Linked DNA regions of Mus musculus: region 2 is linked to region 1. The links are chromatin loops, found by intact Hi-C in ENCODE. Cell type or tissue: left cerebral cortex. All regions are shown on one strand. Each heading gives the region's core, and the rest is flanking DNA. Links, peaks and the distances in the headings are about the cores only.

What was found. Hi-C counts contacts between places; a loop is a spot of excess contacts. Peaks named below come from ENCODE experiments on the same cell type or tissue, not always from the same donor. Only the 100,000 strongest peaks of a DNase experiment are listed, where the experiment ranks them.
Region 2: a loop joins it to region 1, with 6 times the contacts of the local background. A loop is called at or near these places in 4 of 42 quality-filtered maps.

Annotation. Positions count from the first base shown.
Region 1 is chr1:179,544,129-179,549,501 of GRCm38, forward strand. It overlaps Tfb2m (transcription factor B2, mitochondrial), which reads right to left and starts at 2,148. Exons shown (of 8, transcript NM_008249.5): 1 at 1,694-2,148; 2 at 770-858. The coding sequence starts at 2,003. It overlaps Cnst (consortin, connexin sorting protein), which reads left to right and starts at 2,401. Exons shown (of 11, transcript NM_146105.3): 1 at 2,401-2,488. In left cerebral cortex, for the core only: a CTCF peak has its summit at 2,530; DNase peaks (open chromatin) are centred at 1,570, 1,883, 2,230, 2,594 and 2 more places; H3K4me3 peaks cover 2,486 bases; H3K27ac peaks cover 1,486 bases.
Region 2 is chr1:179,801,720-179,807,092 of GRCm38, forward strand. It overlaps Ahctf1 (AT hook containing transcription factor 1), which reads right to left and starts at 2,296. Exons shown (of 36, transcript NM_026375.2): 1 at 1,634-2,296. In left cerebral cortex, for the core only: a CTCF peak has its summit at 2,248; DNase peaks (open chromatin) are centred at 1,318, 1,457 and 2,082; H3K4me3 peaks cover 2,369 bases; H3K27ac peaks cover 1,488 bases.

The DNA of each region.
Region 1 (5,373 bases), core at 1-5,000:
GTGACCAATTATATATCATTCAGCTAGACTGTATAGGAAGGTAAGATGGGACATAGTTCCTCCTGATCTTAAGGGAATAAACTACACTCATTTAACAAAAGGTAGATTAACAACTGAAAAGTGTAACCACAAATTAATGGGAGCCTATGTAACAAGTGTTCCTATGTAGATCTAGAGAAAGTGTCCAACTTCACGCTGAGAGTCAATGGAGAATGGGCAGCTCTGTGGGGATGAGCTGGAATAAAAGGGGTGTGACCTGAACCAACCAAAGGTGGAAGCAGACCCAGGGCCGCTCCGTTCAGATTCTTAGGCTCTCTACGTTTGTCATTCGTTCCTCTTGGGCAGAGGGTGAACGCTTCTGACAAAAGAACTCCCGATCCTCTATGAATCAAGGTAGGCCAAAGGCAGTTCTCACACAGAAAGCTTACAGTAATTCTCAGGCCTATCATTTCTTTTGCAGTGAGGTGGTCCTAGCTTCTGTGTCTATCCTGAGAATAGGAGTTCTGCTCTCTAGGGCTTGATTTGAAGAACAGGAGGGCAGAAACACTTTCTTCCTGAAGCTACACCTGAGGGCTTCCAACTGTCCTTTATTCCAAAATACTCACTTATTATTAATGAGTCATGCTTTGAGGTTATCATTTTCGGGGCCCCAGTAGGAACTAGAAAAGAGATTTCAGAACTCCCAAGCTTTCAGAAACTCAACAAGCATGGAACACTCAACAGGTCCTAGTCTTTATAGATATATTACTTTAGGAACATAAAAATATACCTCCAAATGTGGAATAAAAGTCTTTTCACTTTCAAAGGCAACCACTCTGGCACCAGCTTTAAGTAATGCCCCAGTCAGGATTCCAGGACCTGGTATATTAACAGAAAAACTTTATTTGCAAAATAAACAACATACTGTCTGATTCTGTCTCTCCATTTCTATCTGTCTGTCTGTCTGTCTGTCTGTCTCTCTCTCTCTCTCTCTCTCTGTGTGTGTGTGTGTGTGTCTTTCTCTTCCTCTATTTTTAAGACAGGATCTCACTGTGTAGCTCTGGCTGTCCTGGAATTCACTCTGTAGACCTCGATGGCCTCCAACTCACAGATCAGTCTGCCTCTTGCTGGGATTAAAGGTGTGTGCCATTGCATCCGGCCACAGTCACTTTCAAAGTCGACTTTACACAAGCTTCAACGACACAATGTTTCCAGATAACATTCTTTTTGCATATAGAAAACTATGATTAGGCAGTTACCTTGAACCCACAACATCTCAACAGGTAAGCTGTACAGCCTTCTGTCTGTCAGTGACAGCAACACTTACTGTCCTAACAAATGTCACTATTTCCTAGAAGAAAAACAAGTATATAAGATAGTATGTAAGATTGCGACTACCTCTTACTCACGGACTATTTGAATGTTTAGCCATAAAAATTACTGTCAAGTCTAAACGAAATGACTGTCAGTAAGAAGTGATGCTTAAGAAAGAAAAAAATACAATTCAGGGTCAATGAGAACGCTCAGAGGGCAATGGCGGTTGGCGTAAAGCCTGAACACTTCGTTTCAATCATTGAGATCACAAGTGTAGGGCGAGAACTGACTCTCGCTAAGTCGTCTTCTGACCTAAACACGCGCGCATACACAATAAACAAACACTAATTTAGGATATTGGGCACGTAAACGCTAAGGGCAAAGCTTCTGTTCAACTCACCTGGATTGCACTCTAGTATAATTTGACGGGATGGGTTTTGGTGCTCCAGCAGGTCCCGTACCAGGTTCCTGGCCGCTTTCTTACATGCTATGTGACGCGTAGGCTCCGATCGATTCCTGGATGTCCACGGGGACGACTCCTCCAAATCAGAATCAGGCAACGGCTCTATATTGAAGTCAGAGAAGCCGCGGCGGTTCCTCGTTTGCCAGTCCTTCCGCGTCGCCGCTCCGGACCCTAGAATGCAAGATGGGCCGCGGGCCAACGCTGACAGCGCGATCCGCGGGGGAAGCCGCATCGCCGGTCCCCTCATCCTCCTCTAAAGTCCACCTCAAACACCAGTTAAGGTAGCCTCTGCGAAGAACGCAGAGCACCCCATCACACGTGCACACATTTCACCACCACACTAGGCCGGGCGGAAGTAAACATTACGAATGGCGCATGCGAACGACCTAGCCTCAGTCCTTTGCTCACTCGCTTCCGCTTCCGCCTAGGCTCCGCCCCCAGGCTCCTGTGCGTGGACTCTCCGGGTGTGTCCGTGCTGGAACTCTATGGTCGCCCGCCCTCCGCACTTCCTCTCTAGCCGCGGTCTCGCACTCTATGCTCCTCGGTCCGGCCGCCAGCCGGGAGGGTTGCGCAGAGGGAGGCGGGGCGGGAAGGCTAGAGGTGTCCGATCCTCCAGTGCCGCGGGAGACCCGAGCCGGCGGTGTGACAGCTCGTCGGCCGCCATGTCAGCGCGCGGGGCTGGAAACAGACCCGGCGCCCGGCGGTAGCCCTTGCATTGCCTCGGATGCCCAGGTAAGACCAGCAGCCCGGCTGCAGGGGATCAGCCGGCTGGCGGCGACCGCCGAGCTGTGGGGAGTCGCTGGCTCCTCCCCGGGCGCTGTCCTCCCCGGAGTTGCAGCGGGTCCCTCTCGCATCCGCCCCCTCTCGGATCTCCTGTTTTCCCCGCTTTTCTGCGGGTACGCGGTTGTCGCGCGTCGCGCCAATTTCTCCGCGCGCGCTCCCCTCCCCGGGGACCCGGCAGCTTCTACTCCGCGTCGGTGTCTCTGTTCGGTGGCCCGTCGCCTGTGCCAGCTTCCCTGCGGGTAGCTTTTATTTGCCCCCATATACCTTCTTTCCCCTCCACAGCTACCTCTTTGGTTGTCAGGAACCGCCGAGTGCCTCCCTTCTTTCCCTCCCTGTGGGCCAAGATTTACCTTTTCTTTTTAATATGCATGTTTGCAAGACTGAAATTTCAGGCTGAAAAATTTTAATATTTGAAAGCTTAAAATTCCTTCCCATGTTTAAAAGGATTAAAGCCTTAGGAAGCTTCCTTATTCTCTGTGTAAACTTAGTTAAGCACATTGTACCGTAGAATGCAATTTAAAAGGCCGATTGCAAAGACTAAAAATAGGATACTCTAATGGGAATTTTGGCAGTGTTAGAAGATCCTTTTCTTTGAGAGTGATTTCGGTGTTTGGGGATCGTACTCAAAGCTTTGCCCATTATCCCTTCCATCAAGGCTGGAAGCTGCGGCCAATCAACTTCTTAGTTTAAAATATGTACAATCCTTTCTGCTTACTCTGCTGGCAGCATAATTGAGCTTGGCATATAAATGCACAAGGAAAGAGTTTCTCAGGAATGTGTCACCTGCCAAGTAGCCTCAAGATTGCCCTTAGCTAATGAAACTCTAGGGCGGAAAGAATTGACACCTGAAGATGGCCTTTTTTGCATGGTAAGTTAGTACACTGCAGAAGCTATTAACTGTTGTTCACTGATCTTGATTTTGTTAAGTTTTTGTTTTGTTTTTTAACATCCTTTCTTTATTGAAATTATTCTTCCCAGGCATGGTGGTAAAAGTCTGTGCTCCTGGCATTCAGGAGGCTGATTACCCACCAGTTGGAGGCCAGCCTGGGATGCATAGAGTTCAGGGCTAGTTTAGGATATAGTGAAACCATGTCTCAGGAAAAGAAAAAAAGCAAAGGTGACCCCCCCCCATTGGCATTTTGATAAACTCAGAAGGATTCTAGACTTGCACCCCTCCCCAGAGCTATATTTTAACAATTGAATATGGCAGAATGATTTTTATAATTTTTATTAATTAAATAATTAATTAACTTTACCTCACGATCCTTGCCTCCCCTGCCTCCTCTCCTCCCAGTCCCTCCCTCAGAATGATTTTTAAAAAATATCAGAGCAATAACAAAATTTACTTACCCAGTATATTCTTGAGTTTTTCATTTTTAAAATAAGCCTCTTAAGGCAAGGGGATTGTAGCTCAGTGGTAGACCACTTCGCACGTATAAGGCCCTGAATTCCAGACCTAGCACCATTTTTAAAAATTTCACAATGCCTGTGGACCACAGCCTACTCAGTCCAAGGAAACTTGGGGCAGGGTTTATTTTCCTTTTGAGTGGTTGGCGTTAGGAAAGTTATATTTATCATTGTCCTTCTTTGTTAGGGGTCAAAGCCTGGGCTTTGCACACGCGCTGGGCGAGTGCTCTGCCCTGGAGCTACCTCCCCAGCTCCCTGTTTCTGTTTGTGTATGTGGTATGCATGTGTGTGCCTGTGTAGTGTGATGTCACGTGACTGTCACTGTCCACTGTTTTGTTGAGACATGTTCTGTTCCTGACCCTGGAGCTCAGATCCTGCTGGGCTGGCTGTCCGTCAGTGTCCACGGCTCCGTCTGCCTCCATCCTCCACGCACTCAGGTTATGGGTGTGGGTCTTTGGGGATCAGGACTCAGGTTTCCATGTTTTCTCTGCAAACGCCTTCCCGCCTGAGCCCCCACCCTTGGTTAACTCAGCATCCCTGGCACTGCAGGCCTTTGCCATGTGCCTAGTTGTTTCCCTCTGCATAGAGTTAATGGTATACTTGTCTGCATTTGCAGGTACTCGAGCAATACAGAAAGCACCCACCCCATGTCCATTTCACTTTTAAAATGAATCTTAGAGTCAGCATTTAGACCTACATTTTTAGAAAAGCTTAATTAAAGTTTTTTTTTTTTCACAAATTGCTTAGCAGTTGGGGCTTTTGTATCTTGTGCAATTTTTGTGCCTTTGAAGTAATTTTTCTTTCTAATAGTGCCTGCTGGTTTCTTTATGGCTGGTTTTAAATTATTTTTCTTATTAAGTTATCATAATCAGATTGCTTGAGAACGGAAACTACTGGTTTCTCTCTTTTTTTTTCTTGTAGCTTTTAAATGAGAATTGAAATTGGGAAATACTAAATGACAGTTCTGGCTTGCATCAGACTCAAGGCTGGAGAAGCATTATTCAAAGGCGTGGAAGATAATTCTAAAACTTGACTAGCAGTCCCACTTACCAGGTGGAAATGGTCTTAGTGGCTTTACTCCTCTGTATAGCAGAGTTACAAGTAGTTGTCAAGATTTCCTGCTAAGTCTGCAGCTCTGATGTGGTTAACACTCAGCACATCTCAATTAGGGCTGACCCTGTTGCAAATGTCCAAGAGTCACTTATAGCCAGTGCCTCCCTCATTGGCTGGCACATAGCTATAGCATTGCTGTTTGATGCTTAAAATGTCTTTCTACCTGGAGAGTCTGATTCTCTTGGGATACATGAAAAAAAGCCTCTCTCTCTCTCTCTCTCTCTCTCTCTCTCTCTCTCTTCCCTTTTATAAGTGCTTCCATTCTCAAACTGAGAAGATTCTGTGCAGGAAGAGGGTTCTAAGAAGTCTCTTCC
Region 2 (5,373 bases), core at 218-5,217, 260 kb after region 1:
AGACCTTTAAGCTAACCTAGAGAAGGAACACTTCATTCTTGGATTTATAAAGTTAGGATCTTAGCCTGGCGTGGTGGCGCACGCTTTTAATCCCAGCACTCGGGAGGAAGAGGCAGGCAGGCGGATCTCTCAGTTCGAGGACAGCCTGAGTTCCAGGACAGCCAGGGCTATACAGAGAAACCCTGTCTCAAAAAAAAAAAAAAAAAAAAAAAAAGCCAAAAATAAAATAAAATAATAAAAAAAATAAAGTTAGGATCTATGCTTTATTTGTTAAGTGGAGATCTGTGCTCCAACTTTAAATGTTTACAAATAATTAGGTTGCCTTACAAACTGGTAACATTTTACTACTAAATTACTATGTGGTTCCCACCTGTAATCCCGGTTATTCCCTGGGCTGAGGCAAGGACAGAGAAAAATTCAAGGATCCCCTGGCTACAAAGTGATAAGTGTCTCTCAAGAGTAAAGAGCAGGTCCTCTCAGAAGCAGGTTCTGCGCCTAACATGTGCGAGGCCATCCTCAGAACCACTAAAACTACAAACTAAATCACGGAATGTAGTCTCCCCATAGCACAAACATCACCGCTTGAAATAGGTAAATTCACCCAACAACGTCTGTCTTCTGGGAGGCTGACAGTTAAAGACAGTTCTTAAAGCCCACAGATTCTTTAGTATATCAAAAACCAAATTATATTTTCTTCTAAAGAATCCACGCTCTTTAAAAAATGTCTCCAACTGTCTATTAAAAAAAAAAGCACCCAAACTCAGCGACTTGGTTAGATCTCAGTGGCGGGGCTCGAGCTTAATAAGCTCGAGGTGGTAGCTTCGATCACTGGCATCAAAAATAAACAAAAATAACAACGCTCACTTTCCTATAACAACACACCTCTAAGAATGGCTGCCGTTTGCTTTAGGAACCGAAAAATCACAAGATCCCATGCTGGGGACACAACTCAAGTGGTGGAGCGCTTGCCTGACATGTGTGAGGACCTGGATGTGATTCTTCACGGTACCAAAAAGAAAGGTTCCACAAAGTCAACAAAAACCACCTGTCTCAAAAGGACCATGTGTGTACCTATCAATTCAAAAAGCAGAGTCGACTCTCCAAAAAGTCAACCAAAGGCAAAAGTCATGGGCCTTACAGCTCGCAGATGAGCTCCGGACACGGTTCTCTTAGATGTCCTGGACCAGATCCACTCAGCCCTGTGGCCCGCTTCGCGAGTGAAACTTTTTCCCCCGCCCAGGACTCACCCGAGCCAAGCACAGGACCATGTGGAGCTCACGCCAACGCCGGAGAGACTCGGAGCGCCCGCGGCTGTCCGCGGGGAACGCCCCACAAAGGTCTCCATCGCTCCGCTACACCCTGACGGCCCGGGGTCTCGAGTCAGACTCGTCCCGGGGGGCGGAGATCCCGCCCGCGGGCGCGGGAGACGAGCCCGGAGGCTCGACTCTGCGGCCATGTGCCGGCACCCGCCGCCAGGGTTATGTAACTAACGCCCGAGCGCTGGAACGAGCCGCACCGGTCGCGGCTCGCGGACGCCGCTTCCCCGCGAGGCGGTGCGCCCGGCCTAGGCCCCGGGCCTCGCCGCCCCGGCCGCCCCGCCCTCGGCGCGCGGGCCTGCGGTTCCCCACCCTACCTGAGCCCGCGGGCCAGGCCGCCAAGGGCCCCGGCGTCGCTGCTTCCGTGCGGTCCGTCACAGCATCTCCCGGGAGACACGGCCCGGCGCGCGCCCCGGGCCCGCGGAAGCCGCTTCTCGCTCAGTCTCTCGCCGGTCCCCTCAGGCCCCGGGTGCTCCTTCGCCCAATCCCGGCTTCGAACTCGTCCCACCGCCCGCGCCGCGTCCTCCCCGCTGGCGACTCGACTTACTGGGCTGGCACCGCTCGGGCCGCGCTCTGCGCATTACCCCGGGCGCACTGCCCGAACCCCACACACACAGCCTCTCCGCCCAGGGAAGGATCGTGGCCAGGGCGGGGATCCGATCGCAGATCGCGCTGCGGGGCTCGGACTTCTCGCGAGGGTTCCGGCCTCTGGCGCCGACTCCGCGGGAATTTTCAAACTTTCCCTACTAGGCCTTTCGCAAAGGGAGAAAACCGAGACGACGCCGGGAAGAAAGATTCATTTACGTACAGCAGGGTCTCTCCGCCTCCTAGGAGCAGATAGGCGAAAGACTACAAGTCCCATAGGGCTTTGTGCGCTGGGCGTAGTGTAGGGCGTGTCCGGCTTTGCGGAGCAAGGGCCGGCCTAATCTAGTGGCGGTTCCTGCTGGCAGCCAAGCGATAATCTTTCCGTCTATGACTGCTGCTCTTGCCTCCGTTTTTTCCGTTCTGTGCTCCAACTCTTCAAGGAAACGCACACACACACACAAAACCCAGACTTACTGAGAAACTCTTACTCTCATTTTTTTTTTTTTCTCAAAAAGCAGAGAGTTCAGGTCGCCTAGCCTAATCTTTTGTCATATATCTGACGCTGGGTAATTCTGCTGGCAGAGCTTCGTGCTTGGCATGCACGAAGCTGTAGGTTCCATTATGCCAAACCTATGTTTTCTTTTCGATTTGTTAGTATTGAGAGACGAGGAGTTGGGCAGACCCTTAGTAGACAAACAGGGACATGAGCCATGGCGAATTTCCAAGATGGCCAGCTTTTTTTAACCTCCTGATTTGAGACAAAAACCTGGCAAGCTTTTATCATCTACCTGCAGGTCACCTGCTGATGGACTGGTTCAATAAGTTCAAAGCCTGATTAGAACACGTTACACAACTGTAGTGGACCGATCAACCATCCATCCTTTCTGCCTTCAAACTGACCAACACTAAAGTAGGTCAGGGAGGTTTTAGAGGTTTTACAACCCCCAGGCCTCAAGAAGAGACTGGATTTTTCAGCTTCTCAAATCCCCTCTCTGTTTTGTAGAAGGTCTTTTTCTCTGTGTGTTTACTGCCTGCAATAAACGCCTTTTTAACTGCTAATTCTGCTACTGCTTGTTGTGCTTTGCCTTTTAACTCTTCTAGTCTTAACAGTTCTTTTTTTTTTTTTTTCCTTTCAGTTTGTTCTAGACATGGTTTCTCTGTGTAACAGCCCTGGCTATCTTGGAACTCTCTTAGTAGATGGGGCTGGCCTCAAACTCACAGAGATCTTCTTGCCTCTGTCTCCTGAGCCGTGGGATTAAAGACCTGAACCACCCTTTCATTCTTTTAACTATCAGTGAAAACAGATCCAATCAAGATCCCTAGACTGTATCATTTCTAGACTGTATCATTTCTAGACTGTATCATTTCTAGACTATCATTTGGAGCTCATCTTTGGGCTTTCTTCTGTAGACTATCAGTATCTCTCTTTGAAGCTAGACCCAGCACCAAAGAATTTTCAAACAAATGAAATAGAATGTGTCTTTATTACTGAGTTGTAAGAGCACAGGCAGAATCAGGAGGATCTCTGTGCGTTCAAGATCAGCCTGGTCTCCATAGTCGTTCCAAGGCTACATAGAGAAACCCTATCTCAAACAAACAAACAAACAAACAAACAAACAAACAAACAGAAGGGGGAAGAGAGAAGGAGAAGACATTAGTAGACTGCTTTAATCAGGAAAGCCTGTCTCTACTACTCTCTCTCTCTGCACAATTTTTGAGATAAAGCTGCCTCTTAGAAATAAACTGTTTATCTTTGTGACTTTTTCTTTATTCACTGCAAGATGTAAAAGTGTGCTAGTTTGCGCAAGGTATTATTCTAAATTGTGAGAGGAAGAAGTTAGACAAGATTTTGCAGTAAGTGTTGTGTGGTCTGGTTCTGTTTTGCTGGTAGTGAATGGGGTGTGTGAAGACTGTCTCATGTGCACCATTGGCCTTAAACTCAGTGTGTAACTGAGGATGACAGTCAGGGCTGGGGTTACAGGCATGCACCCCTTTCCCAGTTTTAGGTGGTTCTTAGGATCAAATTCGAGGCTTCATGAACGCTAAACAAGTACTCTACCAACAGAACTACATCCCCCATCCCTCTTTCTTATGAACTAATTTTCTGTTTTCAAACAGAAAACCTGCCTTTGTCCTACACCCATGTTAGTTTCCATCCCTGCCTGCCTTCCTCTTCTGTCTATATTCCCATCCTTTGGAACAAATTTCCTTCCATATCAGACTCCTTGGTAGTAAGAAGAAGATGGATTTTCAGCCCAGGAATTCTACCACTGAGCTTAGTAACTGGGGAATCAGGTGACCTTTTGGGCGTTTGTTCGTTAATCATCTGCAGAGCACAGAGGACTGACACAGAGCACAGAGGACTGACACAGAGCACAGAGGACTGACACAGAGCACAGAGGACTGACACAGATTCTTTAGGCTGAGGATTAAAAGTCCAGGGGTGGGGGTGGAAAGAACTGGGCGTGGTGGCACACACCTTTAATCCCAGCACTCGGGGAGGCAGAGGCAGGCAGATTTCTGAGTTCGAGGCCACCCTGGTCTACAAAATGAGTTCCAGGACAGCCAAGGCTACACAGAGAAACCCTGTCTCCAAAAACAAAACAACAAAACAGTTCAAAGTACTGGCTGCTCTTCAAGAGGACCAGAATTGGACTTTTCGTTCGTTTCTTTTGTTTTTAAAGGCAGGATTTCTCTGTGTGCCCCTGACTGTCCTGGAAATGGGATTAAGGTCGTGTGCCACCACAGTCCAGCCCAGAATTGGATTTCTAGCACCTACATAGTAGCTCACAACCATCTGTCACTTGAGTTCCAGGAATCCAGCACCCTCTTCTGCCCTCCATGGTCACCATTGATACACAGGCCTACACACAGGCAAAAATACACATGTAATAAAGAAAATTAAATAATTTGAAAATTCTTTAGATTGTAAATTTAAAAATCTGTTCCTTCATACCTAATACCCAGACCAATATATGATGGTTCAGATTTCAATCTTTCTTCTGTCATTACCAACAGACTGGTTTTTTGTTTTGTTTTTTGTTTTCAGTGATCAACTATCAAAAACCTCAACCAACCATACCTGGCCTATTTCCCCACAAATGTCCTTTTTTCCTTTGCTTTTTCCCAAATGTGTTTTGCCTTTTTGCATTCTTTTCTCTCCCTATTTTCTTTCTTTCTTTTCCTTTCTTACCACTTACTTACCCTACACCTCTTGTTTGTTTTGATACAGTCTCTCTCATCTCCTTCCATAGCCCAGGATGACCTTAGTTTCCTGGTCTCCCAGTCCCAAGCTCTCGCGTGCTGGGAATACTGGTATGCACCACTAGAAGAAGTTTCATGCACTGCTGGAGATTCAACTCAGGGTCTGGCACATGTTAGACAAACCCTGAACTACTCCCCCAGCTCAGTTGATGTCTTTGAGACATTCTTGCTAAATCATCTTAGGCTTGCCCTGTGTCATTCTAGTCAC